2 separate regions of the Mus musculus genome follow, and region 1 is linked to region 2. The links are chromatin contacts, found by POLR2A ChIA-PET in ENCODE. All regions are on one chromosome and are shown on one strand. The core of a region is the stretch at or near the end of the contact, and the rest is flanking DNA. Distances in the headings are between cores, read along the strand shown.

Region 1 (5,596 bases), core at 1,118-3,617, 140 kb after region 2:
GTCTTAGCGGCTTTACCAGATTTCCCTCCTCATCCACGTATGGGACCTTCTTCATGGCCACATGCAGCCTCAGCAAGGGCTCAAACTCCCTGGCAGCAAGAGGACAAAGGGCGTGTGGCTCAGACAGGGTACCCGGGAACACCTGTCCGCACTTCTGTATACCTAGCCAGGTGCAGGAGCACAAGGACCTGGCTGTATCTCTGGGAAGGACACAGGCTTTCTCTGTGCATCCTGGGGACCCACCAGACACAATACCCCCACCCCCGTACCCCTCCTCCCAGCTAATGACAGGGCAGAGGTGGGGCCGACCCACAAACGAGACCTGTGACCGCGGCCTCACGGAGCATGACTCATTGCAGCTGGCTTGTTTACAGTAACACAGGAATTCTCTCCACCCAAGCCCTTGCCACTCCCAGCAGTGGCCTGGCTCAGGCTAGGGCAGCTCCAGCTACTGTGGCATTCTTGGATTCAGCTTAGTCTGGGATATCACAGCCACCTGTTGTCACATACCTGGTAACCACATCCAGGAAGCCTCTGGTGAAGAAATGGTTGCAGATGTTGCCTGCGTTGTAGAGCAAGCCTCCATCAGCCCCGAGCTGCCCAGCAATCTCAGGGCTGATCTCGCTGTATTCCACCACCTGGGGGACACCATCCACCTGGCACACCACACCCACTGGCTCCTCAGGGTATGCTTTCTCCACCACCTGCAGCCACCGGGCATAGACTTAGAGGGCCGGAAGTAGGAGGGACGGGATTTAGCAAGAGCAGAGCCAAGTGCCAAGGAAAATGAAAGCCTGGGACTCACCTTAGCACCACAGTCTGCTCCCTGAAGCACACAGAAGCCAATGAAGACTGGGTCAGCCAGCCGCACCAAGATGTTGTCTACGCAGTACACATGCACAAACTCCACACCCCGCTGCTTCATGTCCTCCAGGATCTGGTGGTCAGCCAGTGCACAGTACAAACCCCCGTTGCCATCTATAAAGGAGAAAGGAGTAGGATACCCATGGACTGTGGCCTGATCTCCTGCTCAGTTTAGTAAGTGCTGCAGGTGCACAAACCAAGAGCCTGTGACTCCAGACTGGCCAGAGCCACATGCCCAGGGCCACATAGCCTGCCTGAGTACATCTTACCTGGGAGTCAGGCCTCCTGATCCACAGCTGTACTCTGTGGCCCAGGTGGGGCAACCTGTTCCTATCCAAGGTGTGGGCCATACCTGGGGCCATGGCAACTTTGTCTTTCCGTTCCAGGATGGCCTTGCCCTCAAAGGTCACAGCAGGTAGCATGCGCTGCTCGAACAGCACTACGTTAGTGGGGTCCAGGTGGAAGAAGTCATGCTCCTTGAAGAACTTGATTGTGGGTCCCAGGGTAAACTCACTGGTCATGATGTACCTGTAAATGTCCTAGCAGTGAGCTGCTTCCAGGGGAGTCCAGCTCAATCTGGCAAGTCTAGAAGGGGTTCAGTAATGGCAAGTACTGGGCTCTGTCTAGGGCCGTGCTAAGATTGGGTCTAAGGTCTTGGTGTGGGGTAGGCCTGGGTCAATTTAGGGGTGGTCTTTTTGGGAGGCTGGCATGGAGGACACACCAGGGCACAGTGCAGTGGGTCCCCTGTCGCTGGTCAGCCAACTGTTGGACACGCCGGATCCGCTCTGCTTGCAGTTGATACAGGGTCTTCTGGCTGGGCAGCCCAACTTGATACATGCCCTTTGGGTATGTGACGCCCAGGCGAGTGCCCTGCCCACCCGCCAGCAGCAGGACAGCTACCTTGTTCAGAGAAATCTGTCGGAAACCTGGAGGAGAGGTGCATCGTGAGATAAGGCCTCTTTCACTTTGGAGAACCACAAGTGAGCACGACTTCGGGGGTTACTAGGCACAGGAGGAAGAAGTTGCAAGGCAAATAACTCTCCGCTGCACTTCCCGAGTCCGTGTCCTCCACTCCGCCCCCACTACCCCCACCGCCCATAGGCTCTAACTCTTCCGGCCTCAACGGGCCGGACCTGCCCAACCCCAGCCTGGCACGGCGCTGCCTACCTTCCTCTTCCCACCGCAGGCGTGTCTCTTGGTCACAGCGGATCGCGCTGCCCACGCGTTCTGGGGGCAGGGGCTGCAGGCGCGCAGCCAGGTCCGGCAGAGGACCCGGAGCTAGCGCGCCCGCAGCTGCGGCGCGCTGGCAGTGCTCACGCAGCGCGTCGGCCTCCAATGAGGCGAGCTCCGCTAGCAGTGCGGCTCGGGCTTCCGGAGCCAGGTCGGCATAGAAGCGCAGGAGATGGTCCTGGCCCGCACGCTGCAGCTGTGCGCGTACATCCCTCTCCGAGTCCATACTGCAACTGCAGCGGCCGCCTCAGCCTGTACTCGTGACTTTCTGACCAATGTCACGAGACCAGGCCGGGGGCTGAGATCCCAGGGGGGCGGGCCCAGGGTGCGGCACCTCCACCCAGGACCCCGCCCCTTTTTCCTCTTGGGCTGCTGTTCTGTCTTCTTTGGCTTCTCCCATCTTTAACCCTTTTAATACAGTTTCCCCTGCGCGTTTCCGGACTTGAATCCTAGGATCTGGCCTCCCAGCATTCAAGGTGTACGGTCCAGAGCAGGCCTTCCTAGTACCCCAAGGTCTAGTCATTTCTCTCCTAAGTAATTCCCACCACGTGAATAAAACTGTTCTGTCTGGGCTGGTGAGATGGCTCAGTGGGTAAGAGCACCTGACTGCTCTTCCGAAGGTCCAGAGTTCAAATCCCAGCAACCACATGGTGGCTCACAACCATCCGTAACGAGATCTGATTCCCTCTTCTGGAGTGTCTGAAGACAGCTACAGTGTACTTACATATAAATAAATAAATAAATCTTTAAAAAAAAAAAAAAAAAAAAAAACTGTTCTGTCCTTGCCCCGGGGAAGAAAGAAGTCTGAGGTATCTGCACTGGGCTGACCAGACATAACCCAGCCTCCTCCCTGTCCACAGCCAGAAGGGTTGTCTGCAGCAGACTTGTTGCAGAGCCATTGTTTGTGGCATGAATTCCGGAGTAATGGCACTTACGCTTTGAAGTAGCCTTAGCGTAACTTAGTCCCAAGACATACCTGACAAACCAGGAAGTCTCGAATGGCTGAGAATTGCTTAGATGATGGTTCCTTCAGACAACCCCTAGATCAGATAAAAAAGGTTTTGGTGTGTGGAAATTGACTTGCTAAAAGTGCCTTTTGTGAAACTGGGAAAAGTTACTTCTGGAAAAAGTGCTTCTGGGAAGCAGCTAGCCTCCAATCCCCGATAGGCTGATGACTGTCATGTGTCAGTGTCTCTCTTTCTTCTGACTAATCCTCTGAGCAACCCAGAAGCAAGACAGCGGCCTGGGAGCCTCTCTCCTTAGAAGCTGAGCCTGAGAGGAGTCGGCTTGACCCTGTAAGCATTCACCTAGAACCCCCACTGCTAGCCTGGGGGCAGCAGGCAGACCCAGGCTAGCTTCAACCTGCACCCACCTCCCCTCACCTGCCTACCTTTAGGAACTCAGTTGTTCCAGACTGGCTCTGCATCCCCTTACTGCTTTAGTTTGCTTTTTCATAAAACCTCTTGTTTCTTTTTGTTGTTGTTGTTTTGTGTGTGTTGTTTTTTATTTTTGAGATGAGATTTCTCTGTGTAGTCCTGGCTGTCCTGAAACTCATTCTGTAGACCAGATGGGCCTCAAACTCAGAGATCTGCCTGCCTCTGCCTCCTAGTGTTGGGATTAAAGGTGAGCACCATCATCACCTGGTATAGATAAAACCTCTTGTAAAAAGTATAAAAGCAGGGCTAGAAAGACGGTTTAGTGGTTAAGAGCACTGCCTACCCTTCCTCACAACCATCTGTAATGGGATTCAATGTCCTCTTCTGGTGTGTCTGAAGTGTATTTACACATAAAATAAGTAAGTCTTAAAAAAATTTACGCCGGGCGTGGTGGCGCACGCCTTTAATCCCAGCACTCGGGAGGCAGAGGCAGGAGGATTTCTGAGTTCGAGGCCAGCCTGGTCTACAAAGTGAGTTCCAGGACAGCCAGAGCTAGACAGAGAAACCCTGTCTCGAAAAACCAAAAAAAAAAAAAAAAAAATTTACAAAAGCCATTTCTAAAAGTTTGAAGGTAAAGTGTATGGTGGCAAAGGTCTTTAATCCCGGCACTAGGGAGGCATAGGCAAGTGGATCTTTGAGTTGCAGGACAGCCAGGGCTCCACAGAGAAACCCTGTCTCAAATCATCACCACCAACAAACAGGAAAACAGGAAAAAAAGTTCAAGGGTGAGGCTGGAGAGTTAGGGTGCGATCATCATAGGAACTCTTGCGCTCTGCAGCCACGTGATGGCTCTCAACCATCCATAGCTCCAGCTCCAGGAGAGTCTGACACGCTCTTCTCAATCTCCCCAGGGATGAGTGTGATGTGTAGATACTCATACATGGAAAACAGGTGCATAAATCTGAAGGGAAAACAAAGTTTAAATGGTGCTTTAAGATCCAAACTAAAGGGCTGGTGAGATGGCTCAGTCGGGTAAGAGCACCCGACTGCTCTTCCGAAGGTCAGGAGTTCAAATCCCAGCAACCACATGGTGGCTCACAACCATCCGTAATGAGATCTGACTCCCTCTTCTGTCTGGAGTGTCTGAGGACAGCTACAGTGTACTTTAAATAAATAAATCTTAAAAAAAGAAGAAGAAGCTCACAACCATCTTTAAGGAGATCAGACTCCCTCTTCTGGAGTGTCTGAGGACAGCTACAGTGTACTTTAAATAAATAAATAAATCTTTAAAAAAAAAAAAAGATCCAAACTAAAAAGCACCGTCTTTCTCAGGTCGACAGAGGCTAACTAACTCGTATTAAGACCTGATGTGTTTCGGCAGGCAACTTCAGCACACAGCCTCTTCCACAAACACCTCAGATGGAAATTCTCTTGGATCAGAAAGGATTTTAGTCTACAGCCACAGCCTAGCCTTGCCTCTTTGCAATGGATGGCTTTCTCCCTTCCTCAATCACAGCACTTTCTTACATTCTCTGCCTCACTACTCCATGAGAAGTAAACTTGGGAGGCAGGGTACTGTTTGGTCCATTGCTCTTCCTCTGTCACCTGCCATGAATAGCAGACACACGGGAACATGTTTGTCTACTGAGCAAATGAGTGTTAGATCCCAAGCCACCGTGACTGGGTCACAGCAAAATGTTCAGAGAGTGATGGCTGAATGGATGAGTGAACGAATAAGCAGATAGGCTGCCCTTCCATGCATGTGGAAGGTGAGGGCAGCAGACAGACAGGAGTCAGGTGAGCAGCAAAAACTCCATATCACAGGCCATAGTCCACTCCACAACAGCTATTATCGCTTTGGGGCTAGGCAGGTAAGGAAGCCTCTAGGGAGACAGGTCAGGCATGCCCTATGGCCCCTAAATTCAGCCTCAAGGTGTGAGTGGGTGTACGACTGGTTTTGTGTGCCAACTTGACACAAGCTGGAGTTATCACAGAGAAAGGAGCTTCAGTTGAGGAAATGCCTCCATGAGATCCAACTGTAAGGCATTTTCTCAATTAGTGATCAAGGCGGGGGGTGGGGGGGGGCGCCCTTGTGGGTGGTGCCATCTCTGGGCTGGTAGTCTTGG
Region 2 (6,035 bases), core at 3,106-5,605:
CAGTGAGCTTCACGTCTAGGGTGGGATCTAGGCAGACCTAGCTCTGCCTCCATTGGGGTTCTACCCTCCTTCCCTACATGGCTCAAGGGCTACCCTGTCTGTACAGGTCTGAAACCCTACAAGAATTTTGAGATCCTAGGCCAGCTCCCACGCCAGGATGTGGACACCCAGGGGCCGCCACAAGTAGAGAACAGACAGGGACCACTGACTGCAGGCTTCATGCCTTATCCACCCTACCCGGCATGCCCCCCAGGCAGAAAGGGGGAAGCTAGAGACCTGGGCCATCCAGGTCTACTGCTGGCATATGGGGAAGAGGCTTGGAAGGATGCAGCACCTCTTCAGGATACCCCAGGGAAGAACAACCAGGTAACTGGATACACTTTGGCCTGAGGCTCCTTTCACTGGCCTCCCCATGTGGAAGCTGAGTAGTGGTAATTTGCACTTCCTTGTCCCAGCTATACCACTGCAGGAGGGATGAGTACCTGCCTCCACACCCCCCACAGGAGACACTAGATGTAGGCAGATTCCAACGACTGCCCCAGCTAGACCACCCCAACCTAATCCAACGCAAGGCCATCTCAGGTAAGTGTTGGATATCTGAGCTGTTCCCAAGGGTCCAGACAGAGAACTGAGGGTTTGCTACCTGGGCCCTGTCCTACACAGAAAACAGGTTTCAACTTTTTCTTAAACCAACCCAGTCGTTTCCAAAGAGTTGTTTTTTGAGACAGGGTTTTGTGTAGCCCTGGCTGGCTTGTAACTCCCTCTGTAGACGCTATCCTCAAAACTGCCTATATCCACCTGCCTCTACCTCCTGAGTGATTAAAGGTGTGCACTACCACAGCCTGGCTCAACCTTTAGGTATGTAATGGGCTTAACAGCTGAAATTTCAGGGATAAAGGGGCTCAGCATTTGAAACACCTGGAATCAGTGTAGAAGATATATGCCCTAACCCTACCATCCACCCATCTCCAGGTTATGCCGGCTTCGTCCCCCGGTTTGCCTGGGTAATGGGGATGAATTACCGTGATGGTGTCACACAAGCTATGGATGACTTTGACAAGAACCAGGTAGGAAAACATGGTCTTAAACTGGCTTCCACGTGCCTCAACTAGGTCAGGTCTCCCTGCAGTCTTGCTCCCACTCCCACCTTATGGATCTTTTCCCTTAAGGCCAAGCTTGTTGAGGGTTGGGGATGTGCACATAGTAATATGGTTTGATTCCCTACCCTAGTAGGGGGAGGGGAAAGGGGGGGAGGAATCAGATGGGTAAGAGTCCCCAGAGGCAATGTGGGCAAACAGCACATATTCTTTTCTCCAGTTCGTGTTCAGACACCCAGTCTGTGCCCTGGGTGAAAGGCTGCCTAGGACCCACTGGCCAAACACCACCATCTATAGAAGCCAAGGCCTGATTCCTTTCTACATGGGCTTTATCCCATGTGAGTATTGCTCCCTACCAGAAGCCCACACTTCCTTCCAAAGGACAAGTTTATATGACACACCAAACCTGTGACTGGGTCAAATGACCCTGCTTTATCCTCCACACTTGCCTATAACCAGTTGTCAGCCCACTGGCCAGTCCCAGTTTGAACCTGGATTAATCACCCAGTCATTATGGGGTTCACTAGTCATTCCTGTTAGGCCATCAAAGCTACCTCCATGCTAGATTGTAGAGAAGCTGCTCTGACCTCTCTAGTGTGCTCACCGCAGGTACTCAGCTTAAGCCTTTCTTCCTTGCAGCCATGCAGGACAACTATGCACTGACATTCGGTAACAGCACCCGAAGAGCCTATCAGAAGGAATTGGACAGGCGAAGCCACACACTATGAATTGCTTTAATGGTGGTATCTGTACAAGTGATGTCAGGACACAGGACAGCAAATGCACAGTGGACATGGCTAGCAGACAGGCTGTGAATGAATAAAGAGTTCACACTGCTCCCATGCTTTAGTGACTAAGACAGCTCTAAGCCACCTCCTCCTCAGCCTCCTCCTCAAACTCTCCCTCTTCCTCAGCTGTAGCGTCCTGGTACTGCTGGTACTCGGACACCAGGTCGTTCATGTTGCTCTCAGCCTCAGTGAACTCCATCTCATCCATGCCTTCACCCGTGTACCAGTGTAGGAAGGCCTTGCGTCGGAACATGGCTGTGAACTGCTCTGAGATGCGTTTGAACAGCTCCTGAATAGCGGTGCTGTTGCCAATGAAGGTGGCCGACATTTTCAGGCCCCGAGGTGGAATGTCACAGACAGCTGTCTTCACATTGTTGGGGATCCACTCAACAAAGTAGCTGCTGTTCTTGTTTTGGACATTAAGCATCTGTTCGTCCACCTCCTTCATAGACATGCGGCCCCTGAACACGGCAGCCACAGTCAAGTAGCGCCCATGTCTTGGATCACAGGCAGCCATCATGTTCTTGGCATCAAACATCTGCTGGGTGAGCTCAGGAACTGTCAGGGCACGGTACTGCTGGCTGCCCCGGCTGGTCAAGGGGGCAAAGCCAGGCATGAAGAAGTGCAGGCGAGGGAAGGGCACCATATTTACAGCCAGTTTCCGCAGGTCAGCATTTAGCTGGCCAGGGAATCGCAGGCAAGTGGTTACCCCACTCATGGTGGCGGACACTAGATGGTTCAGGTCACCGTAAGTGGGTGTGGTCAGCTTTAGGGTTCTGAAGCAGATGTCATAAAGTGCTTCATTATCAATACAATAGGTCTCATCTGTGTTTTCAACCAGCTGGTGGACTGAAAGGGTGGCATTGTAGGGCTCAACCACTGTGTCCGACACCTTGGGGGAAGGTACCACACTGAAGGTGTTCATGATTCTGTCTGGGTACTCCTCCCGGATCTTGCTGATAAGGAGGGTACCCATCCCAGACCCAGTCCCCCCACCCAGGGAGTGGGTCAGCTGGAAGCCCTGCAGGCAGTCACAGCTCTCAGCTTCCTTTCTCACAACGTCCAACACCGAGTCAACCAGCTCTGCACCTTCTGTGTAGTGCCCCTTGGCCCAGTTGTTCCCAGCCCCACTCTGACCTGTAAGAGAAAACAGTAGGTCACACTAAGTATGTGCCCAAGGGGCCAAATGACATGAGGTGACACTGAATAAAGTGTACAGACCCAAAACAATCTGCCATGTTAAAAAAAAGGGGAGAGGGGGTGCTGTGCATAATGGCACAAGCTTTTAATCCCAGCACTTGGTAGGCAGGTAGTTCTGAGTTTAAGGTCAGCCTGGTCTACAGTTAAAGAGGCCAGGCAGGGATACATAGATTGGGGATGGGGGGTGGGGGAGACCAGACGGAGATGTACAGAACACACTAGAGCTAAGACAGTAAATACTTCCAAAGGCACCCCTGCCAATGTTCAAGGAGAGTACAGGGCCCCTGCCACTAGGTCAGGTCTTCTCATACTCTCTACTAGCAACTAATCTACCCGCAGTCAGTTGGACCTTCCTCCTAAAGCTGCTTTCGGCCAAGGGATTGAGTGACTCAGAGGGCAAGAAAGTGTACACCTGGTGGCTATTAAGGAAGAACTTTAGGTCAGCCCCTTGACCTTTGAGCCTCATGGGTAGCAAGCCCGTCCACACCTCCACCACACTCACCAAAGACGAAGTTATCAGGTCTGAAGATCTGCCCGAAGGGCCCTGAACGCACCGAGTCCATGGTGCCGGGCTCCAAGTCCACGAGCACGGCGCGGGGCACATACTTGCCACCTGGTTGGGACAGGGGGACGTCAAGTGTGCTCAAACTGGAAGGGTGGTGAGGAGGATGGATGGGGTAGAGGAGCCTTACCGGTGGCTTCGTTGTAGTACACGTTGATGCGCTCCAGCTGGAGGTCGCTATCTCCGTGGTAAGTGCCAGTGGGATCAATGCCATGCTCGTCGCTGATTACCTCCCAGAACTGCAAGGGAGTCGGGCGTTAGCTGAGTCACGCCGGCCGGCCGGTGCGCTCCAAGGCAGCCCCGCCCCGGATGGGTGCGGCAGGCCCTCCCCCTCCCTCCAGTCTCAGGAGCGCCAGGGCGACGAATCCCTAAGGGCCGCGCACCGTCCGCCCCACCGACACCAGCCACCGGCGCTACGTCTCGGCCCAGCGTACGCCGGTATCCAGGACGCAATGAAGGGCGACGCTCCGGGCCGCTTCCGCCATCTTCCCCGGCTGGCTGTCCCAGTGGCGTCTGGCTCGCAGAAACCTAGCCTCCTACCTTGGCGCCAATCTGGTTGCCGCACTGCCCAGCCTGCAGGTGCACGATCTCCCTCATGGCGGCGGCGACTGCGGAACAGCTGTAGAAGAGGAGCACTTCGGGAGGAGCAGGCGCACAGAGTGCTACAACCGACGCTCTGCCAACATTTATATACCTCTTATGACCCGCCCTCGTCAGCACAGGATTGGGCTTTCAGAACGAGGCCACGAATTATCCTTGTCTGATTGGCTACATTTCCGTCAATCGAGCGGTCTGGGGCCCGCCTTCCCAACAATATACTCTCATTATTGGTCACGCTTGCCTACGGCTCCCCCTATCACAATCCCCGCCCTGGCGCCGCAGTGCTCAATCCATTGGGTGTTTCAAATGATTGATTTGCACTTCCATTGGCTGCCTCCTGGGAGCACTCCGAGAGCCTGACACTATTGGCTGCGCTGTTTTGGCGTCCTGGTAACCGCCGCAGTGCAGCGCGCGGGTGGGACGTGGAAAGCCAGCTTCCGGCTGAAAGGGAGGGGGCGACTTTTCAGAGCTTTGTGGGCTCGGGCGGCTTGGTAGGTCTGGCAGCTGCTGCGGGGAGAGAAAGGAGACGCGGGCAGGCATTGTCGATCCGGAACACACCTTGCAAGCCTCAAGCTGAGGCGAATTGAAACGCTAACAATAATAGGCTCTGGATGAGGCGCCGGGCCCTTCCGGGACGCACTGGGCAGGCGCGGGGTCCTCTGTCTCTATCTGTCTCTCTCTCTCTCCCCCCTCCCCTCTCCCCCCCCCCCTTCTCTCTTCCCCTCCCCACCCCACCCCTGGGAGGGCCATCCCTCCGCCCCTTCGGCCTCCCTAGATGTTGTGGAAACTTGCTGGCCAAGAGCCGGTTTCCTTGGAGCCTGAGTTCCAAGTGCGCACAGAGCTGCATGGAGACTACAGGGCTGGGCATGCCTGGCCATGACTGTTAGAGGGAAAAACAAACAAACAAACGTGTGCAAGTCCCTGTCCTGTAATGGAGAGCAATACATGTACATATTTCTTTTTTTTTTTTTCAGGGTCAGGTCCAAAGCACCCCTACCCCCAAAATGGTAGTGCTGACATTGTCCTAAACAGGACTTGACCAGGTAAACAAGCTTAAAAGTTTCTGTTTACCAGAAGAGCAGGTCTCTTAAAGTGATTTCTGTTCACCTTAACTTTAACCTTCCCTCCCAAGTCAGCTACCTCTCGAAGGCAAGTAGTTCTGAAACAATCCTTTTTCTCCATTTGCTCCCCCCACCTTGGCATTTTGATCCCCAATATCTTTCTGCCCACAAAATGGTCTAGTTGGTAATTTCTCTACGCCATTGCTTATGAGACAGAGTCGTCTGGCCTGTAACCTGGAATTCTGCCTTAGCCTCCAGAATGCAAGGACTACAGTTCTTAGTCTTCATGTCTGATGTGTAACTTTTTAAAGGAATATTATACAATGGGTCTGTCTCAGTCTAGCCACTTCTGGCTTTTGGAATGAACTACCTTCAAAACTAAGGGTGTTAGGCAATCCCTGTTGGTTGTGGTATCCAAGTACCTACCAACCATGTCACAGGAAAAAACCCCACCAGGACAAGCAGAGTCCTGTATCCTGAGCAGTGGCATTCTGTCGCTATATACAAAATGCAGTCCTGCCGGGCAGTGGTGGCGCATGCCTTTAATCCCAGCACTCGGAGGCAGAAGCAGGTGGATTTCTGAGTTTGGGACCAACCTCGTCTACAGAGTGAGTTCCAGGACAGCCAGGGCTACACAGAGAAACCCTGTCTCAAAAAAACAAAAACAAAAACAAAAACAAAAAAAAAAAAACCGCAGTCCTAGTGTTCATATTTACTATACTGACCA

What was found. ChIA-PET counts read pairs that join two places held with the same protein, here RNA polymerase II (POLR2A).
Region 1: POLR2A ChIA-PET joins it to region 2 with 10 read pairs in embryonic stem cell. The contact joins the promoter of Uap1l1 here to the promoter of Tubb4b in region 2. POLR2A ChIA-PET finds 5 or more read pairs at or near these places in 4 of 5 experiments (Patski and embryonic stem cell).

Annotation. Positions count from the first base shown.
Region 1 is chr2:25,363,296-25,368,891 of GRCm38, forward strand. It overlaps Uap1l1 (UDP-N-acteylglucosamine pyrophosphorylase 1-like 1), which reads right to left and starts at 2,368. Exons shown (of 9, transcript NM_001033293.3): 1 at 2,032-2,368; 2 at 1,586-1,790; 3 at 1,217-1,392; 4 at 806-978; 5 at 511-704; 6 at 1-89. The coding sequence starts at 2,320.
Region 2 is chr2:25,220,347-25,226,381 of GRCm38, forward strand. It overlaps Tubb4b (tubulin, beta 4B class IVB), which reads right to left and starts at 4,356. Exons shown (of 4, transcript NM_146116.2): 1 at 4,188-4,356; 2 at 3,778-3,886; 3 at 3,588-3,698; 4 at 1,812-3,022. The coding sequence starts at 4,244. The coding sequence ends at 1,962. It overlaps Fam166a (family with sequence similarity 166, member A), which reads left to right. Exons shown (of 7, transcript NM_026624.3): 2 at 1-2; 3 at 107-366; 4 at 456-582; 5 at 973-1,067; 6 at 1,318-1,435; 7 at 1,737-1,935. The coding sequence ends at 1,825.